2 separate regions of the Mus musculus genome follow, and region 1 is linked to region 2. The links are chromatin loops, found by intact Hi-C in ENCODE. Cell type or tissue: left cerebral cortex. All regions are shown on one strand.

Evidence for each region. A loop is a pair of places that touch in the nucleus more often than their neighbours do. Peaks named below come from ENCODE experiments on the same cell type or tissue, not always from the same donor. Only the 100,000 strongest peaks of a DNase experiment are listed, where the experiment ranks them.
Region 1: a loop joins it to region 2, with 11 times the contacts of the local background. A loop is called at or near these places in 2 of 42 quality-filtered maps.

What each region holds. Positions count from the first base shown.
Region 1 is chrX:159,929,004-159,937,003 of GRCm38, reverse strand. The region is part of intron 12 of Sh3kbp1 (SH3-domain kinase binding protein 1); the gene reads right to left. Among named protein-coding and RNA genes, the nearest start is that of Map3k15, 55 kb to the left of the region's middle. In left cerebral cortex, no CTCF peak of the experiment used is centred here; DNase peaks (open chromatin) are centred at 1,985 and 4,788.
Region 2 is chrX:159,852,075-159,860,074 of GRCm38, reverse strand. The region is part of intron 6 of Sh3kbp1 (SH3-domain kinase binding protein 1); the gene reads right to left. Among named protein-coding and RNA genes, the nearest start is that of Map3k15, 130 kb to the left of the region's middle. In left cerebral cortex, no CTCF peak of the experiment used is centred here; a DNase peak (open chromatin) is centred at 3,033.

The DNA.
Region 1 (8,000 bases), 77 kb before region 2:
GCTTCTGAAAGCCAAGAGGCAGGATGGTTTGCCATTCTTATGGGTAGGTGAGAGGTACATGAGTGGGGGGTGGGGGGAGTGGGGAGTGGGGGTGGGGGGTGGAGCTGTTGATGATGTTTGCTTCTTCATTAATCGCAGGGACCTCAAAACGTGGCTGCTTCAGAACAGGTGGTTTCATGATGTATCCTGATTAGTGTCAATCTTGGAGCTGCTGTGTACTTCTTTTGAGTGAACACCAGAAGTTCATCAAATGAGAGCCCATCTTAAGGGACTAAAGATGACTCTATTGCCCATAATGTGCTCAGGATATCTTACTTCCCTGTTATTAGAAGCCTTGACCATTTTATTCTTTTATATACATTTGTTTTTCTTTTGGATATAGCTTTCAGCCTTTTAGTTTATTTTACATATTTGTGGGAAGCATGCATGTATGCATATGTGTGGGTGTATATGTGTGTTATGCATGCATGTGTGGATATGTACCCATGGAGGTTGATGATATTGGGTATCTTCCTAGATCACGTCAGATTTATTTATTTGCCCATTTATTCATTCATGTTTTTATTTGGAGATGGGGTCTCACTATGTAGCCCCGAATGACCTGTAGCTCACAGACATATGCTTGGCTCTGCCTCCTGAATGCTAGGATTAAAGACATGTACCACCACACCCAACACCTCCCACTGAACCTGGAGCTCATCAAGTCAGCTAAACTGATTAGCCAATGAGTTCCAGGGATTTACCAGTTTGTTTCCTTGGCACTGGAATTAAAGATACACATACCACTGCTCAGGTTTTACATGAGTCCTGGGGGGTCTGAGCTCAGGTCCTCTTGCTTGTACACAGGCACTTTACTGAATGAGCAATAAATCACTGTAGTGATTTAAATTTTTAAAATGATTTTTTTACAGACAGGTATAACATTTATTATCACATTATTACCACTCAAACCCAGCAACAATTGAAATATGATTGTAGGTATATTCCCTTATGATTTATTTTTTTAATGTGCCATATAACATATTTTGTCAAGTTCCTTCCTCTTCCCCAATTCCTCCCATCCTTTCTTTCCCTACCCAATAAACTTACTTTAAAAAAAAAAACTTTATTTTTAAGTTGGAGAGGTAGAACATATGATCAAAATATATGAAGAAAAACTAAATAAAATGAAATCAACACTTTATACAGGCAAACAGTAATTGTTTATATTTAAAAGGTGCAATGTGATGTTTTAATACCTGTATCCACACAGGCTGATCAAATCAGGTCAGTTAGCATATCTATCACCTCAAATATTTATTATCTCTTTGTGGTAAAAACACCTAGCCATCCTTTCTTTTAGTTGTTTTGAAATATATAACACATTATTGTTGTCATTACCATATTGTGTGGCAAATCACCAAGTCTTATTCCTCTTATCTAACTAAATGTCCCTTTTGTCTCCTCTGCCCATCCAGCACTCCACCAGTTGCTGGTAATCCTTTTCTACTCCTAAGAATGTGACACTTTCAAACTCCACATGGAAGTGAGATTGTACAGGGTTTTTTCTTTGTGTTCCCAACTTAGATAGTTCACCTGCCATACCATGAAATTTTGAAAAATACTCAGATCCTCTGAGGAATAGCACAGGATAAAATTGTTTTAAGATAAAATTAAAATTAAGTTTTAAGATTAAAGGTATAGATTTTAAGTCTTCATGTGCATGAAAGCCAGCTCTGAGTCACAGAAACAGTCTGCAATAAATGGGTTCCATGTATTGTTGTATTGTTTACAATGAAGAAAAACTGAAAAAAAATCCCACCAATGGGATATTTTAGACCTAGGAAACATTTGAATAGACTGTGACATTTAATGGGCTTTTATGAGGCATTTAAATGGCACTTACAAACAGGTTTAGTCTGACCAGAACAAATGCTTATATTACAATGGAGAGAGCAAAGGCAGAGAGCAGTGACACACACAGCAATATGCATACACCCACACGCCTCCCTTAGGTGGTGGGAAGAGGAATTCTTTTCTTAAGATTGGAGGAATATTTATGGTAGTTATTCCTGGGAAGTCTGATGAGTGATTTTCATCACCTAGTGCAGTACCAAAAAAATACCCATGGAATCCAGGAGCAGTGGCCAAATTTTCTGAAATGGGAATGTCTTTCTTTTTTTTTTTTTTTTTTTTTTTTTTGGTTTTTTGAGACAGGGCCTCTCTGTATAGCCCTGGCTGTCCTGGAACTCACTTTGTAGACCAGGCTGGCCTCGAACTCAGAAATCTGCCTGTATCTGCCTCCCGAGTGCTGGGATTAAAGGCGTGCGCCACCACGCCTGGCTGGGAATGTCTTATACATCTGTACAATAGATGCATTTTCCCCGAGTCATAAAGATTTATGATATTCTATAGGATGGCACCTGGGTAAGATTGACAAAAACAAGCTGAATCATACAAAGAAAAAATATGGACAAGGATTTTTTTAAAAAAATGTGAATTTTATTTATCTTCAGAAAAAGCTTATTGGGGATTTTTCCCTTCCAATGATTAAGATTTATTTTACTTTTTATTCACATGTGTGTTTGTCTGTGTGAGTTTATGTTATGTATGTGTAGGAACCCAAGGATACCATCGGATTGCCTGGTGCTAGAGATTTAGGCAATTGTGAGCCACATAACATGGGTGCTGGGAACTGAACTCAGGCCCTCTGAAAGAATAGCAGGTACACCTAAGTGCTGAGCCATCTCTCTAGTCCCTTTTTCTTTTATTTACATTTTGCATTTATTATAGGGCTGGAGAGATGGCTTAGCATTTAAGAGGACTTACTGCTGTTGTAAAGGACCTGGATTTGGTTCCCAGGACCCACACATTGGCTCAAACCATCCATAACTCCAATTTTAGGGGATCCAATCTTACCTCTTCTGACATCCACATGCACTCAGAGCATATCCATACACGTGGGCAAAACATGCACATAAGTAAAATAAAATAAATAAATTTAAAAGTGAAGTTTCCTTTGCCAATAGTGATTAAAGACATACACAATACAGCCAACAGTACTGTCATAGTAAATGGAGGTACAGCATGGTTTTTGCCCAACAAACTCTAATAAGTTGCTTGAACACAGGTAGCCAAATGTAGCCATCTCTTCTGGAAATCAGTCAAGTTGTGTAAAATTATGAATCCTATACTTACAGGCCCAAGCCAGGAGTACTACATCTGAACTCACTTCTAATTGCCTGTATGATCTCGGCCAGGTTACTTAATCTCTCCTAAACGTTGTGCATGACTGCAGAGCTAGTTTGGGCAGGATTACCATCCCCCCAAGGGACCATCAAGAGTTCTTTTACTTTTCCTATTTTCATTATAATTATTAAAACAGGGTGTAAGGCTAATTATTAAGCAACAGGCAGTTGAATCTCTTTACATTGTGGAGTTGATTTTGTTGTTTTATTTTTTATTAAGAAGCCCATATGTGCATATTGCACGGACATCATTCCCCCTTCCCTCTTCTACTTTCTCTAACTCCTTCCATGTCCCCCTCTTGGTCCCTAATTTAAACATTAGAAATGTTCGAAATTACAACAGGAGTCACGGGGAAGATGGTCCTATGAGTTGTCCTCAAACTCTCAGACTTTTATTCTCTCCTTTGCCTTCAAATCTCCATGTCTCAAGGTTTGGAATGATGTCCTTTCCTACTCCACTGGAATAAAAGTGACTCATTCAGAGACCCATCTTTTGTTTTCTCTTGGTTCTTGCAGGCCACATCTCTATTTCTGCGCCCATCACAATATTTGATAATGTATAAACCTAGAGATCCTTACTTATTATTCAAAAGAGAATTTTAAATGTTTATTTATATTTATATGTGTATATGTGTATAATTGTGGGAGTAGATACTGGATATGTGTGTATTCCCATAGAGGTCAGAAGATGGTGTAAGATCCTGTAGGGCTGGAGTGACAGGTAGTTCTGAGCTGTCTGACATGAACACTGGGATTTGAACTTGGGTCCTTTGGAGGAAAAGTCAGTGGTTTTAAACTACTACGCCAGTTCTCTAGGCCATATAGAAGAAAATCCTATCATGTCTTCCTCCTAGTACCTAGTGCCTTCTACAACTATAATAAGATAAATGTCTTATTGTTTATACTAGTCAGCCTATAGTATTTTGTTACAGTAACCTGAGAAAAGTAATATAACATGAAGCCTAAAGAACAGAACACAATCTACCACAGAGGTCAGCAATGGGGAACTTTTGCTGTAAAGGTTATTTGGGGTTCATAACCACTAGAAATATAGAGTAAATCACAAATGAAAAATTCCTTTGCAATTTTCATATAGCGACTAGAGGCTCTATCCCCAGTTTTAGGACCTCCATTCTGATGGTTTGATAAAAAGAAAAAAAGATATTATGTTCTAGTGGTCAGGGTGGCTTCTTTTCAAATGGCACTTGGTATGATATGTAGTGAACTCTTGCCAGGTAGGACTTCTGCCTAAGGGGACAGATAGTATTATGTTTCTGAGATTCATCTGCAGGCTCTATCGGCTGAAGCATGAGGAACCACCCCAAAGAAATAGAAACTAACCATTCCCAAGTGACTCTTCCCCAGATTCTAGAATACAGACCGCACTTGTATAAGGAGGCAGGGATACTGGCTCTTCCTTCCAATTGAGCTTTCTGATCCCTCATGCCAAGAGCTAGACACAGGCTTTAGTTGAAATGCTCTTCTATCTAGGGCCAGAAGCAAGCCTATTTTGAAAACACAGTAGGTGTAGTTTAAAAAAAGTTCTGATCCTTCCAAGTAGGGAAGCTGCAGCTGGTGTTTTGACAGTGCTCAGACTGTGGGTGTGTAAGCATTTTACAATGTCTATTTGTAAATGCCTTTCACTATATTTATAGCTTCTTTACAACAATGCTAATGAATTTCAGTTCTGAAAAATAGAAGAATTTCTGAAATTTACTGAAGCACATGTCTATAGTGGCTGACACCCAATGAGTATGCAGCTCTATGGTCTCCATTCTGACACAGTCTGTTCAATACAAGGATACCATTATTTTTTTCAGAAAGGGTATTACTGAACTCTAAAGAAAAAGAGAAAAAGAGCTTACCCTTTCATCATTTACTGGCTCCTGTCAGAGTTTTTTTCTTCTGTTAAGTTTCTATTCCTACAACAATTAAATAAAAGGAGAACCCAGGAGAAGGTTGGCTATCCATAGCACCCAAAGAACAAGGCTGCCAGGCTCACGCTTCTTCCTTCTAAGGGTCCCTTGTGGAAGAGGGTACAGAAAGGTTGTAAGATCCAGAGGTGGTGGATGACTACAAGGGAACAGTGTTTTCCTGGCATAGCAGGGCAGGCACATATATGAACTCACAGCTGTTGTGATAATATGTGTGAGAGTCAAGCCAAACCAAATCCTAGCAAGGAGGGTTAGTTGGACATGAAGCCCCACCCCTAGCTGAGCAGTTGCTGGCACTTGATAGATTCTAGGAGAGGATGTGTCAGCTTTCTTTAAGAGTGTGGCCCCTGGTAGGTTGACCACACTCCAGTGAGAGGTCACTCATCCAAGAGTATATGAGCAGCACAAATTGGACTTAATGGGCTAAAAACCATGGGGCACAAAATGGAATAGAGAAGGGAGATGGATCTGAGAAGAGTTAAGGAGGGAAGTGAATAAATATAATCAAAACACACTGTACAACATTCCCAAAGGACTAATAAAAATGAAAAGAAAATATGGAGTTAAAAAGAAATTTAAATTTGAAATCAAAATGATTCTATTCTCATATATTTTTCTTGGAAGTTTTAGTTTGACCCTTGCTTGACAGTTAACTAGATATCACATAGGTCCCCTTGCTTTCCAACAGACAGGGGTCTGAGCAGGGAGAAAATAGGTCCTAAGATCCCATGAAAATAACAGCAGCAGCTACTGCTTGTGCAATGACAATTACCTACTATATACTGAGGCAGAATCCTTCATGCATGAAGCATTCCACCCCCACTACCTGTCAGGAAGCCATTCACTATGCCTTGAGGGTCCCTTGCAGTGGTAGAGTGGTCACCCCTACTACTAAGAGTGCTGTCATGGGCAGTTTCCAGCTTTCAGTCCTTCTAGAGATAGCCTTGGCTACAGAGCCTCACTAGCCAACATGGGACAACTCAACTGGGCTATTCTAGCTACAGAACTCCTCGTGGATCTCACAGATACTTGCTGAACCAGAATCACAACTTAACTTTCCCTCTTCCCAGTCCTGCTTCTACGATCATGGAGCCCTACAACACATCTTCACATTCTGCAGGAACGGTCTGATTCCTGAGGAACTGTCCTTATGATAGCTTGCTTTTCATTATATGGCAAAAGGAAGTGAGGCTAAGTGAGGCTAAGTCGCTTGCCAATTTAAAGTCACCAAAGTACTAAAGTGACAGGATCTAGATTTGGATCCGCTAAGTCTAATTGCAGAGACCAAGAGCACTTCTTTGAGATGACTTATTTATTCACTCACTTATTTTTGACATAGGATCTCATGTAGCCCAGGTTGGCTTAGAACTTTCTATACAAGAATAACCTTGAAATTCTGAGCCTGGTGGAGCCACTAAGGCTGTTTGATTATTCATCCTCTTGTCTTCCTAGCAGAGAATCTGGTCTGTGGACAGCAGGTCATCACTCACATCAGGCCATCTGTGTCACCCTAGTTCACTCCTAGCTGGGTAGATAGTTATTGTTTCCCAAGTTAAGAAGGACCAATAATAAAAAATGTACTCAGTGTGACCCACTCATCCCCTTTGGATCTAGGACATAACATAGGGCTCGTGTATAGAGGAAGATGTGGAAGATGCACAACAGTGTGCAACCCTTGAGAACATGAACTCAGCCAGTGGCGTGGCCTAATTTAGCCCAAGCTGGGACAGTTAAGCCAAGGCATGTGGGATGGAAACAGCGCTGAAGTGCAAAGAAAGCCAAAGGGAGTACACTAACAAATCTATGACAGCATTACCAGCAGCATGACAGAAAGCTACCAAGCAGACACCAATCCTCTAGAGCTATGTGGGGATGAAGCAAGAAAGAGCAGTTCCCACAGACCAAGATTCTAAGTTTGTATGGTGACTGCATTAGCAGCCCCCAATCCTCAAAACGATATGCTACCATGATACACATCTTTCAGCTTTAGATACCTAAAAATATTATGAGGTAGTGGGGAGAGTTGAGAAGGAATAGAGTATCTTTAAAAGCCCTGTTTCCCAAGTGCAGGCAACTACTAAGGCACACAGGATGAGTCTTCTAATTGTCACTACCTCTCATTCCACCTGGGAGCTGGTACTTCATACAGATGGCTACACCCATCAAATGTGAGATCACAGAGAAACTGCTTGAGTTACCCTCTCTTTTTTCTTTCTTCCAACCAGGAAATCTTATCCATTATCCCTTTCTAGTGTAAAACCTGTACATACTCCTCACTCATCCCGACAACATCTCGGTCCAGTGATGCCCCTAAGATCTAAAAGCTGGTTAGTTTATCTCAACTTGACACAAACCTAGACATACCTAGGAAGAGGGGATCTCAACTGTGGAACTGTCTTCATCAGATTGGCCTGCAGGCAAATCTGTGGAGGCATTTCCTTAGTTAACGATTGATGGGAGAGGGGGCGGCTCACTATAGTCAGGACCACTTATGGGCAGGTGGTCCTGGATACTGTAAGAAAGGAAGGTGAGTGAGCACTGGGAGGCAAGCCAGTAAGCAGCATTCTCTTGATCTCTGCTATAATTCCTGCCTCCCGGTTCCTGCCTGGGCTTCCCTTCATGATGGACCTTTAAGCCAAATAAACTCGTTCCTCCTCAAGTTGACCTTGTTCAGTGTTATATCATAGCAACAGAAAGCAAACTAGGACAGCAAGTGAACTCATTTCCCCTCCTCTCCTTGCTCCCTGCTTCATATCTCAGACCTCAGCTTTGACTGTGAACCGGGCAGGGAACACCCAGCTCAATTTCCCACTTTGTTACAGGCTTGCTTGTTCCTGTG
Region 2 (8,000 bases):
GCATATGGGAAAGCTGAGGCAAGAGGATTGTTGAATTCAAGGCCAGCTTTGGAAGCATAGCAAAACCCTGTCTCCAAAAGGCAGAAAAATAAATAAATAAATAAATAAATAAATAAATAAATAAAGTAAAAGTTCAAAGATAATTCTCTCTTTTTTCTGATTATGAAGTTGACTTAAGAGATATTCAGATGATTTTCATTTGCCTGAGTTGTCTTGCAATTTGAGAATCCAAATTCTGCTGAAGCTCTTTGACTGAGCACAGTTAAAGCCTTGTCTGAAGCACAGCTGCTTTCCAAGCGCTTGCTAACTTTAACACATTTGGTAGGACCTAGATGTTCATTATTTTCTTATTCCACAAAATCTGAGGTTAGTACGTGGTTGCTGGGGAAAGCAGGGTGCTAGGGATACCATGCAGTCCTCAGTAACCCTAGCATATGCAACCAATCATGTCAAGTACAAAGACAGGGAATGTCCTTCTTGACAAATCAGAGGACTCCTCTCCTTCCAAGAACCCCACTGTTTTAGTCATTGTCATACATACATCAGTACTCCACAGCTTGGTCAATGGTAACAGCACTCTGCTGACATTGATCAATCAATGTTTTCCTAGGCTCCATCACATTTCTTTTAATGCACACACAAATGTCTGTACTTGCACACACATATGCACACGCACAATACACACATATTTCATCCTGAAATAATTTTCAGAAGTGTGTTCTCCTACAATGCACTACTTACCAACTAACCACCAAAACACCTAATCCCTACCTTGCTAAATGTGGAAACCACTGAATATAGGACTGTTTTAAGTCCTATAGTTATCATTAAACTTTATCCTTAAGTTTCTCTCAGTGTGTTCAGTCTTCTCCAAGCATAGAACTTCTTTTGACAGCCAGCAAGACACCACAAGAATGAGTAGTCTACAGAACTACTGGGTGAACACCATCCTTTTCCTAAGTTTTCCTCCCTATCTTCTCTGTGTCCTAGGATCATGACTTGAAACTGGCCTTCAATGGCAATTGTCATTATACCTCCCAGTGAATCCAACAATAGAGTTTGGAGTGCATATCCCTTCCTTCCTCTTTGACTCGGATCTAGATCCTGCAACTTGCTCAGGGATTATATCAATTATTTTTCAGACAAAGATCCATTGATCTATCATAAGACAATTTTCAAACACCCTTTACACCTCTTAACGTACCCGCATAAAAGCAATCAGAACAAGTATTGCTATTTTATTACTGCTCATAGAGATCCACGAAGAAGAAATATGGAGATTCACTTCTAATTTTTACGCCATGCTATACCTCCTAACAGTTCATATCTTCTACCTCTCAAGACTAATAGCAAACTTTCTCTAAATACAGCATGATCTCTTAACTGAACTTGGGGGTCTTCCATCAGGGCTTCCAGCATTTCCTCTTTTAATCTGTCCATAAAAAGGCTTTACTATCTATCATTCTATTACATATGTACATATGTGTGTGTGTGTGTGTGTGTGTGTGTATGGAATACTTGTGTCTATATATGTATAAGTACATATACATGTATATATGAATGTGTGTGTGTGTGTGTGTGTGTGTGTGTGTGTGTGTGAGAGAGAGAGAGAGAGAGAGAGAGAGAGAGAGAGAGAGAGAGAGAGAATGAGAGTGTTGCTTGTATAAAGAATTTGAGCCAGGCTCTGTTATTTAATCACTGACTCTATTTCCTGCCAGGATGTGATGTGGCTCATTTGTCTGTTTATTGAACACCTCTAAAACTATGCCTTTAAAATGTAAAAGAGCGATACAACAGGAAGAGGAAGGGTGATGACTGTCTCTTTGTGAAATCCAAATAACACTTGCAGTTAGCTGAGGCTTCTACCCAGCCTTCAGTGCTCAATGAGATGCAGCATATAATTCAGAGAATATTAAAATCATAGGCATTGGCTCTCCAAATATCTAACAATACATGAAAATACTGTTTGTATTTTACCCACACTGTTCCCAGGAGAGGACCCTGAATGCCAGCTTGTTAAAGAATCATCTTATTCAAAGAATATGAGCAAGTCAAAGTGAATGTCCATTGCCATGGCACTTTTACAAAATACAACCTGTCATTAGACTTTGGGAGACTATTTTTGCTGTTATAACAGATAAAAGAAAAATTATAAACACTCCTTCTCATTATCCCAGAATGGTTCCCTCTCTTTTATGATTAACAATGCCTTCATTTTACATCATTTAGAGATTTTAGGAAGAGATTGGATAGGTAAGGGAGAGAAAGAATGGTATGGTAGATGTAACAAATATGTCTGGTTTGTCATACTTTAACATCAAACACGGACCAAACCACAATGTTCCCAGGAAGCAGCTAAATTAATTCACACACAAGAATCCACTCTACTTTATGTGTTTCTTTATATAATCAAAGCATAGTCCAGGCTATCCCTCTCACCAACCTGGGGATGGCACCTCCTTCCCTAGTATAATTGAGTACACCTTACATGTAAGATTCCAATAAAGCCCAGCAGGTAATGTATCAGCTTTAACCAACATCTTCTATAGGCATGAATCCCATACTTACTCATGATATTTTTCTATGTAAAGCATACTTGAGGGCAAAGCCACGTTTTAATCAGTTTTCTTTTAGAACACTAAAGAGAACACTTGCCTTGGTAGTGAATTCTATTCTGGCTATTACATATACAAACATGAAAAAATCAGAAATCAGAGTCCTAGATCATCAATAAGTTTGAGATTAGCAGTAGGGTCCGGTTCATTAGATACACATCACATAGTGCAAAGAGATAGATGGTACAATAAAGGCATGTACAGATAGAGGGGAAAATAGTTGTTAGCCAATCTACATGAGGAAATAAGCCTCAAAGATGGCAGCAGTGAGGCTTGTGCTAAATTCAGAAAGAGTGGGAGGTGGCCTAAGAATGTAGTAGAAAGGGTGTTTTAGTTGAATAAAAAGCAAGGAAATAAGGCAAAACTGGATGCAGGGGTTGGGTGTAGTGGGTATACTCAAAAGACTGAGGCAGGAGACTCACTTGAGTCATGAGCAGATGTTCACAATGTGATGTGGGCGGAAGCACACACACTAAGAAGGAGAGAGAGTAGCTTTAGGCCCACAAGCCAGCTAGGTAAGTTAGAGCCACTGTTATAGTAGTGTGTGGCTTATTCTTAAGACATCTGGTCACTAGGAAAAGTAAAGAGAGGTGTGATAATCCAATTTGGGGTGTTAAGAACGATGAAAAATGATGAAGAAACAAAAGGCTAAAGTAAAGAGACGGTGGCGAAGCAACACTGTCCTCTGCTTAAAGCCCTGAAACCATGCTTGCCTGGCTACAGCTCACAGCAGCTACAGGCACAAAAACAGTGACTGCAAACTGGTACAACTATGGCCGAAACATTTCCGATGTTGTGATGGTCTTGAGTCTATGTGTATGCATATCTGGAGTGCCAACCATATGCAAAACGACAACAGTTAAGTTCCCACTCAGAGGAGTTGGTCAGAGAGATGAGACCCAGGGTTCGGGGACCTGATGGAAAGGGTCAGAGAAGTTGTATTTTTCTGTGCTCTGCTGCTAGTGCCAAGACTTAGTGGCAAAATAATAGGTCTGTAATAGCTCTGAGCGTTTCACTTCTTGTGAAAACACCAGTCAATCTCCCATTTGAAAACTAAGACATTAAAAAAACCATATAGACACATGAGAAGCTCTTGACAGATAGAAGAACACCATCGTTTTCATCTGACAAATTTAAAGTAAATTGTTTAATCAAGTTTGACTCCAAAATTTTTTTCCCAGAATGTATTTCCAGAAAGCTTTCTGTTCTTCAGAGCACAGAAGGAAAATGAAGCAGCCTCAGTCCAAAAACAAATCACACTTAGAGCCATGATTTGCTGCATTGTTTTCAAGTAGAACCACAATCTTGAAAAAGAAAAAGAAAAAGAAAAAAAAGGAAAAGAAAAAGAAAAAGAGCCTAGAGTATGGAGTAGAGCACTATTGAGCCTTAAAAAGGCAATTCTGCTACCATAACATGAATGATTCTGGTGGTTATTATACTAGGTGAATTAAGCCAGTCATAAAAAACTAGAAAACGGGGGATAGAGGAGGGAGGGAGGGAGGGAGGGAGGGAGGGAGGGAGGGAGGGAGGGAGGGGAAACTCTGCTGTGTCTGTGGAGTCTACATCCATAGATACAAATGCTTCAGAGTTAACATACTTGGGAAAGGTACTGCCTCTGTGTTAAATCATCAGACCTTCTTCTTGTCATCAGTTGCTAAACAATGCAGTATAACAACTATTTATATTTTATATATGAGATGAACATCATAGATTTTTTTCCATTAGGGGGCAATTCCTATAAACAATCCCACCTAAATATCAAAGGATGACTACATTGTCTAATTCTATTTATTCTGTGGAGCTAGGAGTCCAAGCCTAACATTAAAGCACAATCCAAGCTATCTTCTTATCTATGTTATCTATATCTGCCTCAGTCTTAGGTGAAATAGCTCTATAAAAGATAATTTACTGATTCCATGAAGCCCTTCTTCAAATCTGGCTAATATTAAAGTAGTGCTGGCCTTAATGCTGTAAGATTCATTCGTTACTTACATCACTAGCTACACTAGTGCTAAAGAATAATGCACGTTTTAAAAATCATATGGGCTCCCCTAACTTACAGAAGGGCAGAGGGGATACATGTAGACTTGTTTGAGGACTGAGGACGTAGCGCAATCCCTAAAGTGCTTGTTGTGTAAGCAGGAGACCCTGAGGTCGACCCTCAGAGCTCACAGAGAAAGCCTGGTGGGGTTGTGCACACTTGTAATCCCAGTACTGGGGAGGCAGAAAACCAGGGGCTCACTGGCCAGCCAGTCTTGTTTAATCAGTAAGCTCCACATCCCTCTGAAATGCTGCCTCGAAAGCAAGGTGAACATCAATCCTAAGAAACAACACAGGAACTAGACCCCTGGTCTCAAGACACCCATGCACAATCATGTAGACACACAAAATATTTTAAAAGCCTTTCTGGTATTATTTTTAGATATTGCTTTGTACTATGAAAAATGAATTTAGGTCATATATGGATTGAAAATGGGAGTTTCCTGGTGGGGATGTACACAACGGACATGTCTTCTGTGTACATAGTAGCATACTTAGGAAGGTGACTTCAATATATCTCAAGAATAGAAATCCCAGTGGGGCATGTTGGAAACATGTCTGCAATTCTAACATTTGGGAGGTTGATGGAGGAGGATGGTAAGCTTGGGGCTAGCTAGAGCTACACAGAGTTAAAAGAAACACTGGGGGTGTAGAGAAGGCTCATCAACTAAAAGTGTACACTGCTCTTGTAAGAGGACCTGAGTTTGATTCCCAGAACTGATATCTGGTAACTCCCAATAAGTATAGCCCCAAGGGTATCTAATGCCTCACAGGTACCAGTAGTTACATGCATGTGCTGCGCACACACACACACACACACACACACACACACACACTTAAACACAGTAAAGTAAGTCATTAAAAATAACAAGGTACTGGAGATATGGTTCAGCAGTAAAGAGCAATAGTGGCTGCTCTTCCAAAGGACCCAGGTTGGATTCCCAGCACCTACAAGGTGGCTTAAAACATCTGTAATTCCAGTTTCAGAGGATCCAATATCTTCTGGTCTCTGTAGGTGCCAGGCACACATTGGTGCATATACATACAAGAAGGCAAAATGCCTATACACATAATTAAATACAAATAAAAATAGAAGAAACATCAAAATAAATAGTCAAGAAAAATGAAGGTTCTGTAAAGAGAGGTCGACTTAACTTAAAATCTGGGCATTCTAGTCATAAGTGAACAGGACATATTCAACAACGGGGCAAATCAAACCCATATTTTGTGCCTTCCCAGGAAAATGTCTTAGGTGGCAAAGACAGAAGTGCCCTCCCATGCCTGAGGAGCTCTCATTGTTCACAACCTTGGCTTTCTGACTACTTCTTTCTGTTTGTTTCATTAACTAGGATGATGACATGATGGGGGAGGGCTGCCCTGGGCAACCCTAAATCCTTCCAAGTGCCCCAGGCATTAGATAAGCTTAATATAATTAATACCTTTGTCAAACAGCCATTTACCATCCATCAGAAAATAGTCATAAAGTGGTGTTAGGGACATAATAATGAAACAAATAAACCAATCCTTTCTTTTGGCATCTAGTGGTAAGTTTTATACTGAGGAGAAATGGTCTCTAAAAGCAACTTCACTGGCTATGTGATCTTGGGCAAATTACTTCACTTCTCCATGTGCCAGTTTCCTCTTTTAAAACGAAGCCAATGATAAAAATGTTATGGATTTTTCTAGAAGGATACAATGACAGGTGTGTAACGTGCTTATGGTTAGATTTTGCTGAATTAAAAACTCAGTCTGGCCATACAGACTGCTCAAGAGCTAAACAGCTTGCCACACAAGTTCAAAGACTTAAGTTCTGATCCCAGAAACCCACATTAAATGCCTGGAAAGCTGGCAGTACTAGTCTCAGAAGGGGCAGATAGTGGTCCCCAGAGCAAGCCTCCTAGTAAGACTAACCATATTGGTGAGGTAGTTTGTTTGAGAGACACTGCCTCAATGAAGAAATTAAAGATCAATAGAAGATGATTCCCAACAGCAGCCTCGGGCTTCTACATGCATGTTCACACATGTGCACAAATACGTTCATACAAATATGTTTATACATATAGACACACACACATGAAAAATGGAAAAACCAATCATCAGAATACCTTTATGTGAATTCAACTTTGAAAGAGTGCTCTATTAGACAGTTTTTTCTCATAGTAGGCTAGCCACCCGTTCCTTTGCTTGGGGGTTAGAAAACAGCTTTTAGAAGACAGCCACAGAGCAAAGACAAGCCTAGAGGACACGGATAAATCTGGATGCTGGGAAGGGATTAAAAGTAGTATCTATTGGTACAGAGCTGCTGCTGGGAGATTAGTACAGGAGAGAGGAACTGAGGTGGGTCAAAGCCCACAACCCACAGACAATTCCTGTCAATAAAGGTGGCCCCTCCAGTGAGTGCTCAGAACAACATCCCAGAGGACCCTCCAAGTGTGTGTCCATGCCAGCTGCTTCTGGCTGCATCCAAACTGTTATCTACTGTTGATGATGGGAAAACAACAAGGCGTGTGTCTGGGGAAAACGGCCTGTTGTCTGAGAACAGAAAGCCTTTTATTGAGAGTTTTGGTACTCAGGAGCAAACACACCACCATAGAAAACTATCCCAAGCGATCTTTTTCAAAGTTTGGCACCCATTCTGTAATGGATGAGGAAATTCTAAATTACTGGACCAAACAGATACTCCTCCCAAGGTAACGGGCCAAATGAGACCACACACTCACATCGTACAGATTTTTAAAGCCACTTGGAAACTACTAGCAGATACTTAACACAAACCCTTGAATTCATAATCCTCTACCTGGATTGGCCATGCCTCACGCCAAAAGCCACACTGAAAGGCTTCTTTCAAGATTATCGAGGAGGCTGGTGAGATAGCTCAGTGGTAAAGCTGTCTGCTGCCATTCCTGATGACTGATGACTGAGTTCCACCTCCAAGACACATATAGTGGAAGGAGAGGACTGACTCCAGCAAGTCATCTACATGTGCACACATGCATGTGTATAAACACATGCGCACACACGCGCAAATGCACGCACACATATACACACACATGAGACAGAGAGAGACAGAGAGGGCATCAGCTAGAAAGTGCTGGAACACTTTCCAGATCGTATGCAGGATATCAGAAACTCAACAAAGCTTTTAAGCAATGCAGACTACTGTGTAACTCACCAGGCCCTGATTGTTGTCAAGGAAGCATTTTATCCTGACTTGTAATGTAGAAAATGTCAATATAACATTGATGGATCTACAGCCTTAAAACAGAACCTTGAAGGCCAGTGTGACCAAACCTGACCACATGAGTTTTACATGCTAGAAGGAGAGAACATACTCCTTCAAGTTGT